Regions from separate parts of the Homo sapiens genome. Here region 2 is linked to region 1. A link is a contact called in ENCODE Hi-C or POLR2A ChIA-PET data. All regions are on one chromosome and are shown on one strand. The core of a region is the stretch at or near the end of the contact, and the rest is flanking DNA. Distances in the headings are between cores, read along the strand shown. Region 1 holds the start of TCAIM (T cell activation inhibitor, mitochondrial). Region 2 holds the start of ZKSCAN7-AS1 (ZKSCAN7 ZNF cluster antisense RNA 1).

Region 1 (6,210 bases), core at 1,725-4,224:
TCATCTCATTAGTCCAGTATAGAGACTGTTCCTGAGTTCCCTTGAGGGCTTCATATAAAGGTTTTGCTATTAACTCAAAGGAAGGAATCCATATTCTGCAAAACCCAGCCTTACCCAAAAATGACTGAAGCTGTTGTTTAGTTACCACAATTGTCACGTTTAAGATCTGTACAAGCACTACAAAGGCTTTTTCACTGGGAATTAAAATAAGACCCCAAAATTGAACCCTTTGTGTGGATATTTGTGCTTTAGAAGGAGATACTTTGTACCCACAATTAGCAAGTTTGTTGAATACTAATACTGTATTTTGGTCTGGAACAGCCTGGTTAGGACTACAGATTAGTAAGTCATCCACATACTGAAGTAGATTGCTATCTGGGAGAAGCTGCAGGGGCTCTTTTGGTGAAGTGTTAATACAGCTAGAAGGTGGGGCCTTAGCTGTAAATTAGCTTGTAATTTTGTAAATCACAACCTAATAGAACAGGGCTAAAAAGGAGTAAAGGAATAGCCTTTCATTTTACAAGGGAATGGCTGTGTGAAACAGCCTCATTGGGGTTTTCCATCAATATCCATGAGGAAAATGGAGGACTGGCACATTGGGCCATAGTAAATGTTTATAAAGCTGAATAACTGTCCCGTGTATCTATGAGTAACATTATCTGTTGTTCAGCCACAATCAGATTTGCCCTGGGATCATCCACAGAGATGGAAAAGACAGGGCCGTGGATGGCTTCAAGGCCCCATCTAGAGGATGGATGACTGACATTTCAGAGGCTTGATCATAATCCAGGAATAGAATTAGAGGTGTTTGCCCTTGCTCTCGCCCTCACCCTCACCCTCGTTCTGCAGGATCCCCTTGTCAGGTAGGTTGGTGAGACTGTGGCTGTCATAGCCTAGAAGGAAGAGGTGGCCCCCCCTTCATGAGGGAGGGACACTCATTCTTCCAATTTGCAGTGAGGACAGGGTCCCAGGGATGGCTTGCAACCTGGAGGTTTGGGACATTCTCAACTTCAGTGTCCTTAAAGGCTGCTTTTAATAAAGTACAAAAGGGAGTTTGTGGGCCTTGCTCTAATTTTTGGAGTTTTTGTCTGATGTCTGGGGAAGCCTGACTTATAAAATGTATGGCCAGAAGGGATTGGCCCTCAGGGCTTTCAGGATCTAAATCTGTATATTTATGCATGGCCTCCATTAGTCTAGCTTGGAAAAGGGAAGGGTCCTTGGTCCTGAGTGATCTCTCATAATTTAGAAAAATTAACAGGTTTTATTTCATTCCTTCCAACAAACATGTTATAATCTTCTCTTCCCCTGTCTCTGTTTGGGCTGGCATTGGCAGCGTGGTATTGCCAATTGGGTTCTGTGTTGGGGACAGCTTCTGCCCTGGCTCTATTATTAGGATTGCCAACATGAGTTTCGTCTGCCCAAACTCGAGCTAAAGACCGTGATTTTTTCTTCGTGGGAACAGCAAATAGTTAATACCACAAATGTGTCTTGCCAGGTTAAATCAAAGGCAATAAAGCCCGAAATTCTTGAATGAACTTAGAGGGATCCTGGCTAAATGAACCCAACTTGGATTGAATTTGCCAAAGTTCAGACAATGGAAAAGGGACATGAACTCAAATTGTTCCCAAATCTCCGTTTGCCACCTTGTGGAGAGGCATAACACTTGGGGGATTTTCTGAGGACTTTGTACTAGTGGCATATGTAACTCCTGTGCAAGTATGTGAGGGTAATAAAGTATCTGGATGGTAGGGGACAGGGGTTGATTGGGGCATGGAGCAGATGGCAAGGGGTGCACAATGAGTTTTGACATGCGTGCATTACGGAGATGCATAGAAATTCTAGTTACTTTTAAATTTGGAGGGAAGAAGTCTGGTACCAGATGCTGGCTTTAGGTAACAGGGAAGTCTAGTTACCTCTAAATTCCTCAGGTAAGGAGTTTCTGCCTAAGGATGGTCGGCTTCATGGCCACCAGGTGATCTTTGCTTTCAATTCTATTGGCTTGATTTCATCTGTGGCAGTTTCTGGGGGGAATCAAAATTATAGGAACAAAATAAAACTAACAGTAAAACTTTCATGCTGACTGGGGAATGCTTAACGTTTAAAAATAGGTGCTGAAGGGTCCAAAGCAAACAACACAAGCCGGAAAAGAAATGTTTAAAAGTTAGCTATATTTATACAAGGAAAACCAAAAGAAATACTTAAATGAGACTTTTAAAATTCGAGGCTCTCCACTGAGACTTGTTCCCTGGCGCCAGCTCCGGGAGTTCCGCAGAGCCTCGCCCCCTGCCAGGGCGCCCGGGGCGAAGGACCGCACGGCGCATGCGCGCCTCCTCCAGCAGTCCCTTTCCCCTTCTTCCCCAAGATCCAGCGCGTGCTCGGTTGCCCTTCTCCGTTCCTTGCAGGCCCTTGGGTCAGGACCCACCACCTGCCGGACCATCATTTTCCGAGTCCCTCCGGCCTAGTCGGAGTGCTCGCTCGCGCCTCCTAAAGCTCTCAGCCGAGCGCGCCGAGACCCCTCAGGGCGGCCGGTAAGAAGGCGGAGGGGCGGGGGCTCAAAGCGCGCGGCGAAGGTGCAGCAGTTACCAGGGTGCTGACGTCAGCTAGAGGCAGGGCACCGCGGAAGGTTGAATCCACGCCCTGGCTGTGCGCAGGCGCCGTAGGGGGAAGGCCTGGCACGCTCCAGCCAACCAGGGCGTCACCTGCAGCTCGTCCCCCTGCCCGGGCTTGCCTCGAGCGCCCTGCCGCCGCCGGAGCGGGGAGGGTGTTGGGGGCAGGTGGAGCCGGGAGGGCCCAGCTGAGAATTCAGGGTTGGGGGCTCAGAGGGCACTGCGGCTAGGAGCCCGTCAAAGCCTGTCGCCCACCGGGGCGAGGGCAGGTGGGAGCGCCTGGCCGTGCGTCGCGCGCTGGTTGGCCAGCTGACGCCCCAGTGCGCATGCGCGTCCGAACAGCCCTGCGGGCGGAGCGACTGTCCTCCCTTCTGGTGTACTGGGTGGGAGGTGGAACTAGTCGGACAAAGCCCTCGCGTCGGACCCTTGCCAGAACTGTAAGGAGCAAGAGGGGAGGGGCTCCGGTGGTGCATTCATGCTCCTCTAGGGGGGAAGCGGGGTCGGAGGGGAGTGCTCAGAGCCACCTTAGCGCAAAGTGCTAACTTTTGAATTGAGGCAGTGCCAGGGGACGCAGTATCCGCATCGCATCTACATTTTAACTCGCTGTGAAATGAGAACGCAAAGACGATTTAGGTTTTATTGTTTCCGACTTATATTTTTCCGAGGTCTTTGATTTACGGGAAATTGTTACGTACTAAATCTCATATAGCGAGATTTAGAAAAGGAAGCTACAGAATCTAGGCTAATGTATCTAATAGCATTTCCTGCTTTTGCTCTTTTTCTTTGCCTTTTTCCCCTACTCTAAGAAGTTCATATTCAACTGAAAAGCCATGAAAATTACCGCTTTTGTCCCTCCTTGATATAACAAACTGCTTTCAGAAACCGTACAAGATAGTCACTAAGGGAAGTCACAGTTCAAATGAGAGTGGCATGATATTAATTTTGTTAAAATAAATTACTTTCAAATAAAAGTTGTGCCAAATGGTCAAAGCTCAATCCTGAGAGCTCTATTTGGCACACACTCGGTGTTAGTTGAAAGTAAGCAAAACAAAACCGTTTTTCGTGTACTCTTCCATAATTTGGATTTTTCACTGATTTAGGTATCTTTCCACCAAATTTGGTTTGAAACTGCACAGATTTAATGCCTCACTTAGAACAGATTTTAGGTAAAATTAGAAATTTTCACTTTATGAAACAGAAACTAATATCACTGTTAAGTAGATTAAAGTAGTCATTTACAATGGTTTGTAAATAAATTTTATCCTTCCCGGTCCTCTGCCCTCTTCCAGGAAAGGCACCATTTCCTTAGAGAAGACCTTCCTGAGCTCTCCCCGCCCCATTCCAAGTGTTGCGTCTGGGAGTTTCTCATATTCTGTGCATGTTTGTATTATTGCATTTACTGCGTTGTTTTATACTTATCTGCTTGTGTCTGTTTTTACACTCCCCCCTCCCTCTAAAAGTCTTTTGAGTATTAGAATTGTCTTAATAATTTTCTAGTCCCAATGCTTTACGCAGGACCTGGCCCATAAGTGGTGATGAATGGGTGAGTTAAAGACTCGGTATGCCTCCCAAGTGTGATAAGACAGTGCAACCTCTTCAGTTATTTTATAGCATTTTCCAAGTGGAAGTATAGTGGGCTAAGTGCAGTATGGACAGGAACCACCTATGTAAGAATTTATCTGAAGACGAGAAGCCTGCGGTTGATGTGGATGTCCCAGACTTTTGGAGCTAGTGTCTGAATGAGAGCACCCAACTCTACTCTGAAGCAATGTGTCTTCAGTCAGCTGATAGTAATTTGATTTTCTGTGTAGCTAGTCCTGAAAGAGGAAGAACATTAGATCTGAATCTTCTAGTTGTCTTAGCAGTTATAATCTCAAAGTAAATTTACAGATTGACATTCCAGTTATCAGGCCTTCTAATTTAGCTTCCCCAAGGCCCACGTATTTCTGTCTTGAAGTGATAAAATTGGGTTCTGTTCTTACAAGGTTGAAGACTAACCCAAGATCTGGGCGTTGTGAAGCGGCAGGCAGCCATGCCTGCCAACCTGCTGGACATTGTCTCTACTTAGAATTTTGGTTTTTTTAATCTGAAAAGTACATAAACCATACAGGAAACAAAGAACTAATTCAAGCAAAAACTTGAAATCCTCCTTTGATTTTTAGCATAAATTGGGTAGCTAAAGATCCAAGTTTGTATTAAATAATTATTTTTAAAGAATTAAAGCTTAAACATTAACAGATGCCCCAGAATCCTCTTTGGTGATAGAATCAGGATTCCCTAATACAGTGGTTCTCAAACCTGAGTGTGCATCAGAATCCCTGACAGTGTGTTAAAACAGATTCCTCCATCCCACCCAGATTCTGATTCTGCAGGACTCGGATGGGACCTGATAATTTGCATTTCTCACGGATGCTGTTGCTGCTTTGAAAACCACTGCCCTAAGAGTTATTTCTTTCTCTCCTTCCTACCCTGTCCCTTTCTTCTTTTCCAAAACTGGATCCTCATCTGTCACTTAGTCGTCAGAGCCCATTCTTGAAGAGCTTACAGGAAATACTCAAAAGACTCATAGTACTCGGTTTTTCATTCTTATTCTTAAACAGAACGAGAAAATATATTTTTAATTTTTTCCAATGATTTGTATAGGAAGTGATCATCTTAGAGCAATAATTTTGTTGAATGGATAGCAGAATTATTAACTGAATATATTTTTATATATATAGGCATTTTCCTCTAGAAATATGAATTGGCTGCCATTGTGGGAGAGAGGAGAATTATTGGAAAAAGGAAAAGTCACATTCCCTCTCATTTCTCCCCTATTGCTCTCTCATTGTTTCTCCATGACCCAGAACACTGTCTTTAAAAAGTCAGTATTAATTCATAAAAAGACAATTCCCACAGCACAATATAACTTTATTATATTCACTTTAGGTTTTTATTTTGAAGAGAGAAATGCTACTTCCATCAAAACTTGTGTTTTTATTGGTTAGCAAGTGCCACCTTTGTCTTCAAATGGTAAAAGTAAACAACTAGCTATTTTTTAATTCTGATGAATTAAAAGTATTTTTCTAGAGAAAAATTTGTGAAATTATTCATCTGTACTTTTTGAATTGTATGTAGCCTTGGCAAAATTGCCTACTACCTTGTGTTTAAGACCTTCAGACATTGACTCCTTATTGTGATAATTCTGAGTTTTTCAACAAAGTTTTTCAAAATTTGTTTTTGAATAAAATGTTGTATTGAACTGCATGTTTGAGCAATATGTTATCTGACATTAGATGGAAAAAAATTATGCCATTTTTTAATACACTCTGACATAATAATAGTTGCAACTGTAATGAATTTTTTATTTACTAAATGTGGCTAAATCCCTTATGCATATTCTACTTAAGCTTCACAAAAGTTCTATGAAAAAGATAGCCCCTACTTTCATAAGTGATGTACCCCTGAAAACACATACACAAAGTCAGATGTGGGATTCCACATCCACAGTGCTTAAACATCATTATTAGGTTCTAAATTAGATTTCACCTTTTAGAAAAGTCTTATTGAATATTTCTAGCATTTTGTCTGTGTCTTTCCACCATTTTATCTTAAATGTGCTGTC
Region 2 (6,210 bases), core at 1,435-3,934, 350 kb after region 1:
GGTCTAGAGAGAAGAGAACAGGCCTTAAGACTAGGATCTCATCCCTGAGCAGCTAGCAACTGAAGATGAGAGAGAAGGATATTTTTAAAGACACCCCTCTAGCATGTCTAATGGTCAAGGATTGCAGTGTTTCTGACAGAACACTTCTGTTCTGAGAGGCTCAGACTCCTTAGCCCTATGGACAGGGTTTAATACTTCATCTTGTTAACTTTGGTCTGCAGTTCTGGTCTGGTAGGGTTCCTTTGATTCATGATTCTATCATCCTATGTATCCTTCGCTGTTTTGGTCACTCCTAAAGGCAGCCTACATTTGAATGAGGATGTGACATTCTAAATTTTAGTACTGCTCACAGTGGGCCTTCTAAGCTTCCCAACTCTAGCACATTAAAGCTTTGAAATAACAATGAAAAGTAAGTAAGCTTTAATGTGCTGGAGTTACATTGGAAAAATTACAAATCTTCAAAGCAGGTGAGATCTTGCAAGATTATCAGATTAAGAGTTTCTTGATAAGAGGAAGTTCTCAATGAATTAAAATTTAATCAACTTTGTAGAAATGAAGAGCTCCTCAGTTTCCTGTCAATCAAAGTGGAAGACAGGACCTGGCATCTACCTCTTGGAACTCCAAATCTGACTGGAGGCACATGTACAAAAACAAGGCAAGTGAATAAAACACCATACAAGCAGAGTGAGTTTGTGGACCCAGATTTCCAGCAATGAACAGTCCATGACCTCTCACATACTTCCTAGTATTTATGAGATGCTGGCCTGGCTGAAGGCAAGCATATAACATGACCATTCAACTCTGCCCCATTAACAGTGGGCCCTAACCCAAGTAGCCAGCTGAGGTTTCTTCTGGGCATGAGTTGTCTGATGGAGAATAAGATGGGAGCTCTGGCCAAAGGCTCTTTCACACTCATTACACTGATAGGGTTTCTCCCCTGTGTGAATTCTCTGATGCACAATAAGGTATGAACTACAACTGAAAGCTTTGCCGCATTCATTACACTCAAATGGCTTCTCCCCCGTGTGGATCCTCTGAGGGACAGTGAGGCCTGAACTCCGGCTGAAGGCTTTCCCACACTTACCACATTCAAAAGATTTCTCTCCAGTGTGGATGCCCTGATGAACTATGAGATTTGAGCTCTGGCTGAAGGTATTCCCACATTCCTGGCATTCATAGGGTTTCTCACCAGTATGGATCCTCTGATGTCGTATGAGGTGTGATCTCTGTCTGAAACCTTTTCCGCATTCATTACATAGGAAAGGTTTCTCCCCTGTGTGAATTCTTTGGTGCACGATAAGGCTTGCACTCTGACCAAAGGCTTTTCCACACTCCTTACAGATAAAGGGTTTCTCTCCTGGGTAGTTTTGTTGCCCTCTTTCCTTGTCAAGGGCACTCCTGTCTCTGAAGGCAACACCTGTGGAAACTCTCTTCCTTCTCCTTGCTCTGGGTCCTGCCTGGCTTCCCTGATGCCTCTTTGCACTTCCCTTCCCCGCTAGGGCTTCTCTAAACCTGGCTGCCAGAGGGGCTACACTCTGAAGCCTTTCGTAAGTTGTGACTTGTATTTTGACTTCTGAAACTGGCCCCTTGTTCTTCTCCCTGTGAATTCTCGAATGTGAAATACTTTTTGAGCTTAGATTAAAGAAGTTATCAAATTCTTTACCTTTCTGGCTTTTCTTCTCTAGGGAGATTTTTACATCCTTGATTTCTGCTGGCCTTATATTTCTAGTCCTCGTCCTCAGTATCTCCCTGGAAGGATCTCTCTGATGAATATTCAAACTGTCTTCCCAATTTTTGAATGCTCCTTGCCTTCTCTCTCTCCCTTACTCTTCAAAGTCGTCTTTGAGAGGAAGAGCTGGTAACACAGCCTGAAAAAAGCCTCAGGGCCTGAATTTCCATGCTGGCTCTGCCACTTAGGGGCTGTTTGCGCTTAGGCAGATTAACCCCTCTCATTTTTTCTTAATAGGAATAATAGTACCTACCTCATAAGGTTGCTGTCAGGATTAAATGAAACAAGCATTTAGAACAGTGCCTGGCCCACGCTAAGCATTACACAAGCACTTGCTATTATTTTGCCTCTTTAATGCTCCTTAAATCTACACAGTTCAGACATTCAGACATTCAGACTTATGGGACACTTATGACTGCCACCTGCACCTACACTACTTTCCTCCCGCCCGCATCCCATTTCTAGTCCCCAGTTCACCCTAACAACAAGCCCTTCAGACACACCCACCAGTGTGCCCACGTCAATTTACCATTGCCATGGCAACACCCCGGAGTTACTGCACCTTTCCATGGCAGTGACCCAATGACCCAAAAGTACTACTCCTTCCCTAGAAAGTTCTGCATAAGCCGCCCCTTAATCTGCATGCGATTAAAAATGGGTATAAATATGACCGCAAAACTGCCCTTCAAGCAGTTGACGAGCGACTTTCCCCTTACATCAAGTGCACAGTAAGCCCAAGCGCCGGGGCCGCGGGGATTCCCGCCAGTCACTCCCGCCACTACCGCCACCCGGCCCCGCCGCCAGCGCAGCCCGCAGCCCCGGCAAGCCTGCGCCCGCTCGGCCCCGGTCTCTTTCGCTCACCAGAGGCTACGGGGCGCCCGGCCCCGCACACCCAAGAAACACTGCCACCGCGACGCGCCTGCCCCCAGGATCCTCTCGCGAGCTTCAGTACCCAAGGAAGATGGGCCGTCCCGGAAGTGCGGCCGGGGCGACTTGCAGGCCCCTCGCCGACCGCTCTAGGAATCTCGGAGGTCTTTTGACCTCGACGCCTCCTTACCTGGGTCTCCTACATCTGACCTATCCATTCCAATTAAAAATCTGCAATGTGTTTAGGGGTGGGAGGACAATCTACTATCTACACAAAGGCCTCAGAGAATGTTGGGGAAAAAATTAAAGTCTTAGATATTGACATGTTTAACTTTTACTTCTTTTACAATGTAAAAGTGTCTCTCTACAGCTCCTTTATTTTTGAGAGGTGCTTATAGAAGATACGATTCAGGTTAGAAGATTCAAGTTAGAAAATTCTCTCTAGTCAATGCTCTCCAACCCGTTGCAGTAGGATTGGGATGGAACTGCTGAGGTAGCAAGCAGGACTTGACTCCAGAGGCCGGGTCAGACACTCGACCAAATTGAGGACTAACTAAAACAGAGCCAGGTGGAAGCAGCTTTCAGTCAGACACACCCACCAGTGTGCCATGTCAATTTACCATTGCCATGGCAACACCCCGGAGTTACTGCACCTTTCCATGGCAGTGACCCAAAAGTACTACTCCTTCCCTAGAAAGTTCTGCATAAGTCGCCCCTTAATCTGCATGCGATTAAAAATGGATATAAATATGACTGCAAAACTGCCCTGAGCTGCTACTGTCTGCCTACAGGGTAGCCCTCCTTTGCAGGAGCAGTTACAGAGCTGTAACACCGCCTCTTTGAAGGGGTTTTTTCTTCTACCTCTGGCTTGTCCTTGAAGTCTTTCCTGGGCAAAGCCAGGAACCCTTGTGGGCTAAGCTCCACTTTGGGGCTTGCCTGACTTGCATAACCGTGAAGCTACTTGAGTTGTCAAATAAAAAACAAACTCAGACATAGATAAGACAGGCTTTATTCAAAAGGACAATTGCAAATGGGAGAAAGGTACTACTACAATAGGGAGAGGAGGACTATTGCAATAGAGAGAATGCTTAGACCATAAGATCCACAAACATCTTGTCAACCCAAATAACAGACAGACTCTCTAAAGATAAGGTGTTTATTCAGGAGTGCACAGGGGATTCACAAATCCAGTATATGGGGGCTATGCAGACCATTGGCATATCCAAAGAGGTTGTGTAGCGGGATTGATAAAAAATTAGAGAGACCGATGGGGTTGAGAAGGATATTTATTATTTAGGTGCACTGGCCCAGTTGGATTAACATCCAAAGGCTGAGCCCTGAACAAAATGTTAAGTTACCTTTTAAGCATTTCGTGGGGCAGGAGAAAATCTGTGCAGGGAAAAACGTATTACAGAAGCAAAAAACAAAGACAGTTATTCAATTAATTGAGACCTGCATTACATCAGTTGAAGCAAGGAAAAGTTTTTAAAGGCAAAAAGGAAGCATACGTAATTTGTTTTGAAACAAAGAGAATATTGGTTACAAGACTTATCAGAGGGGTTGATGCCAGTTTATTAACAGAGAGAGTGTGTCAAGCAAGTGTTCTTGTGCATCCAGGTAGCTTCCTTTTACTCACGTAGCAAGCTGCAGCTTAGAAAGCCCTTGTCAGAAGTTCTTGTTATGGGCACCTATGCATAGAAAGTTCTTGTAATATTTCATAACATAGGCATATGTGCATGAGGACCCTCCCTTCTTAACCTTCTGGTTTTATTTATTTCTTTTTTTTTTTTTGTTAGGGCTTGACACAAGTGACTCCATTTTGATTTTGACGACTTTCACAATCTCGAAGGTCAGGCAGAAAAGAATTTTATGCAGAACTTTCTAGGGAAGGAGTAGTACTTTTGGGTCATTGGGTCATTGCCGTGGAAAGGTGCGGTAACTCCTGGGTGTTGCCATAGCAATGGTAAATTGACATGACACACTCGTGTGTATGTCTGATAGGTAGGAATAAATTAGGTTAGAGCAGACTGGTGTAAGGGAATGAATGAGCCAGTGTCATAATTGGATAGTTAATCAGGAAATGTCTTTCCTTGAAGTCAGCTGATTACCAGTGAGCACATAAGCCAGAGTTCTTCAGAGAACCAGAGCCAATAGGATGTGTAGATATATAAGAGGAATTTATTAAGGAAATTGACTCACATGATTATAGAGGCTGAGAAATCCCACGATATGCCATTTGTGAGCTGGAGAACCAGGGAAACAAGTAGCATAGCTCAGTCCAAGTCTGAAGGCCTGAGAACTGAGAGGGCCACTGGTGCAAGTCCCAGAGTCTGAAGGTTGAAAAACCTGGAGTTCTAATGTCCTAGTGTTGCTGGAGGGCTTAGTAGGGTCTCCAGATGCCAGTGAGACCCTAGCTCCAGCTGGTTTCCAGCTTCATGACACCATTGCAAGTAAGAATTCAAGGAAAAGTCAGAATGAAGTGAAAGGCAAGAAGCTTTTATTGCAAAACAAAAGTACACACTTAAGAGAGAAGTGTGAGTGTGCTCATGAGAATGAGTCACACACAACGAGTTTCTAATTTTATGGGTGTTTCTTTAATTATGGGGTGGAATAATCATTCAGTATTTTGGAAAAGAAAGGGATTTCAGAGACTCCTCCCAGCCCCCTATTCCCCCCATTACCACCCCCTTTCTCCCTTATTTGGGTTTGCCAAGAAGAGTCATGGACATGTCAGCCTGACCAGGGTTTTGGCCATTTTCTCTCCCTTATTTTGAGTTTTCTGTTATCCTGTGGTTTCTTTGCCTAGTTCTTATTTTAACTGTTGTTCAGGTTTTTCCATACTCCTGTGACTACCCAGTGCTACTCCTGTCTCACAGGTCCAGGAGAAGATGGGTGTCCCAGCTCCAGGAGAGAGAGAGTGAATTCACCTCTCTCTTTTTGTTCTACCTGGGCTCTCAGCCCTTTGGATGGTGCCCACCCATGTTGTGTGAGGGCACATTTTCCTTACTCAGAACACAGATTCAAATGCCAATCTCTTCCAGGAACACTCTCACAGACATACATCCAAAATAGTGCTTTACCAGTTATCTGGGTATTCCTTAACCCAGTCAAGTTGACACCTAAAATTAACCATCACATGTTCTTATAATAAGGAGGGGTTGTTCTACATCTCATTACTGGCTCAGGCCGAAGATAGGTCAAAACTTAAGGACCTAGGGGAGGGAGAGGAGCTTAACTAAAGCTTGGTCAAGTTAAATTAGCAGGTATGCTGTCCAAATTGGTCATGGGTACAAACAGTTCAGTTAATCACTTGTAAAGCAAATCATCTGGAGGGTCTGTGTCTAGACAAACAAGGGGGTGGGGCTATCTGTGAGTCTCATCTAAGTCATATGGGGAAGGATGGCTCTTTGCAGGAAGTCATTTCCTAGAACACTAAAGGGTGTGGGGATTTTTAATTGTCACTGTTTTCCAGGAGAGCAGACTCAGGTAAAGTTTAACATTTTCAGACTCTTGGGGAAAATTAGGTTATCTATTCTTCGTTGGCTGAGATAGGATTCATGAAACACTATCATAAAATATGGCACCTTGCCATTTGAGAAAACAGCAGAAGCAAG

What was found. Hi-C counts contacts between places; a loop is a spot of excess contacts on that map. ChIA-PET counts read pairs that join two places held with the same protein, here RNA polymerase II (POLR2A). Pooled maps may share reads with other maps.
Region 2: a loop to region 1 is called in a map of CD8-positive, alpha-beta T cell, with 27 times the contacts of the local background. The contact joins the promoter of ZKSCAN7-AS1 here to the promoter of TCAIM in region 1. A Hi-C loop is called at or near these places in 1 of 168 maps with a recorded cell type or tissue (CD8-positive, alpha-beta T cell), 2 of 37 single-sample maps with no recorded cell type and 12 of 50 pooled maps. POLR2A ChIA-PET finds 5 or more read pairs at or near these places in 1 of 52 experiments (activated B cell).

Annotation. Positions count from the first base shown.
Region 1 is chr3:44,335,792-44,342,001 of GRCh38, forward strand. TCAIM (T cell activation inhibitor, mitochondrial) reads left to right here and starts at 2,975. Exons shown (of 11, transcript NM_173826.4): 1 at 2,975-3,043. It overlaps LOC105377055 (a long non-coding RNA gene), which reads right to left and starts at 2,327. Exons shown (of 4, transcript XR_940782.4): 1 at 1,914-2,327. It also overlaps a transcript of TOPAZ1 not described here. RefSeq lists enhancers at 1,988-2,641, 2,326-2,495 and a silencer at 2,636-3,025.
Region 2 is chr3:44,682,969-44,689,178 of GRCh38, forward strand. It overlaps ZKSCAN7-AS1 (ZKSCAN7 ZNF cluster antisense RNA 1), which reads right to left and starts at 2,685. Exons shown (of 3, transcript NR_157564.1): 1 at 2,591-2,685. LOC124905403 (zinc finger protein OZF-like) reads right to left here and starts at 2,814. Exons shown (of 2, transcript XM_047449433.1): 1 at 2,787-2,814; 2 at 1-1,822. The coding sequence starts at 2,814. The coding sequence ends at 810. RefSeq lists silencers at 2,300-2,349, 2,400-2,529 and an enhancer at 2,700-2,829.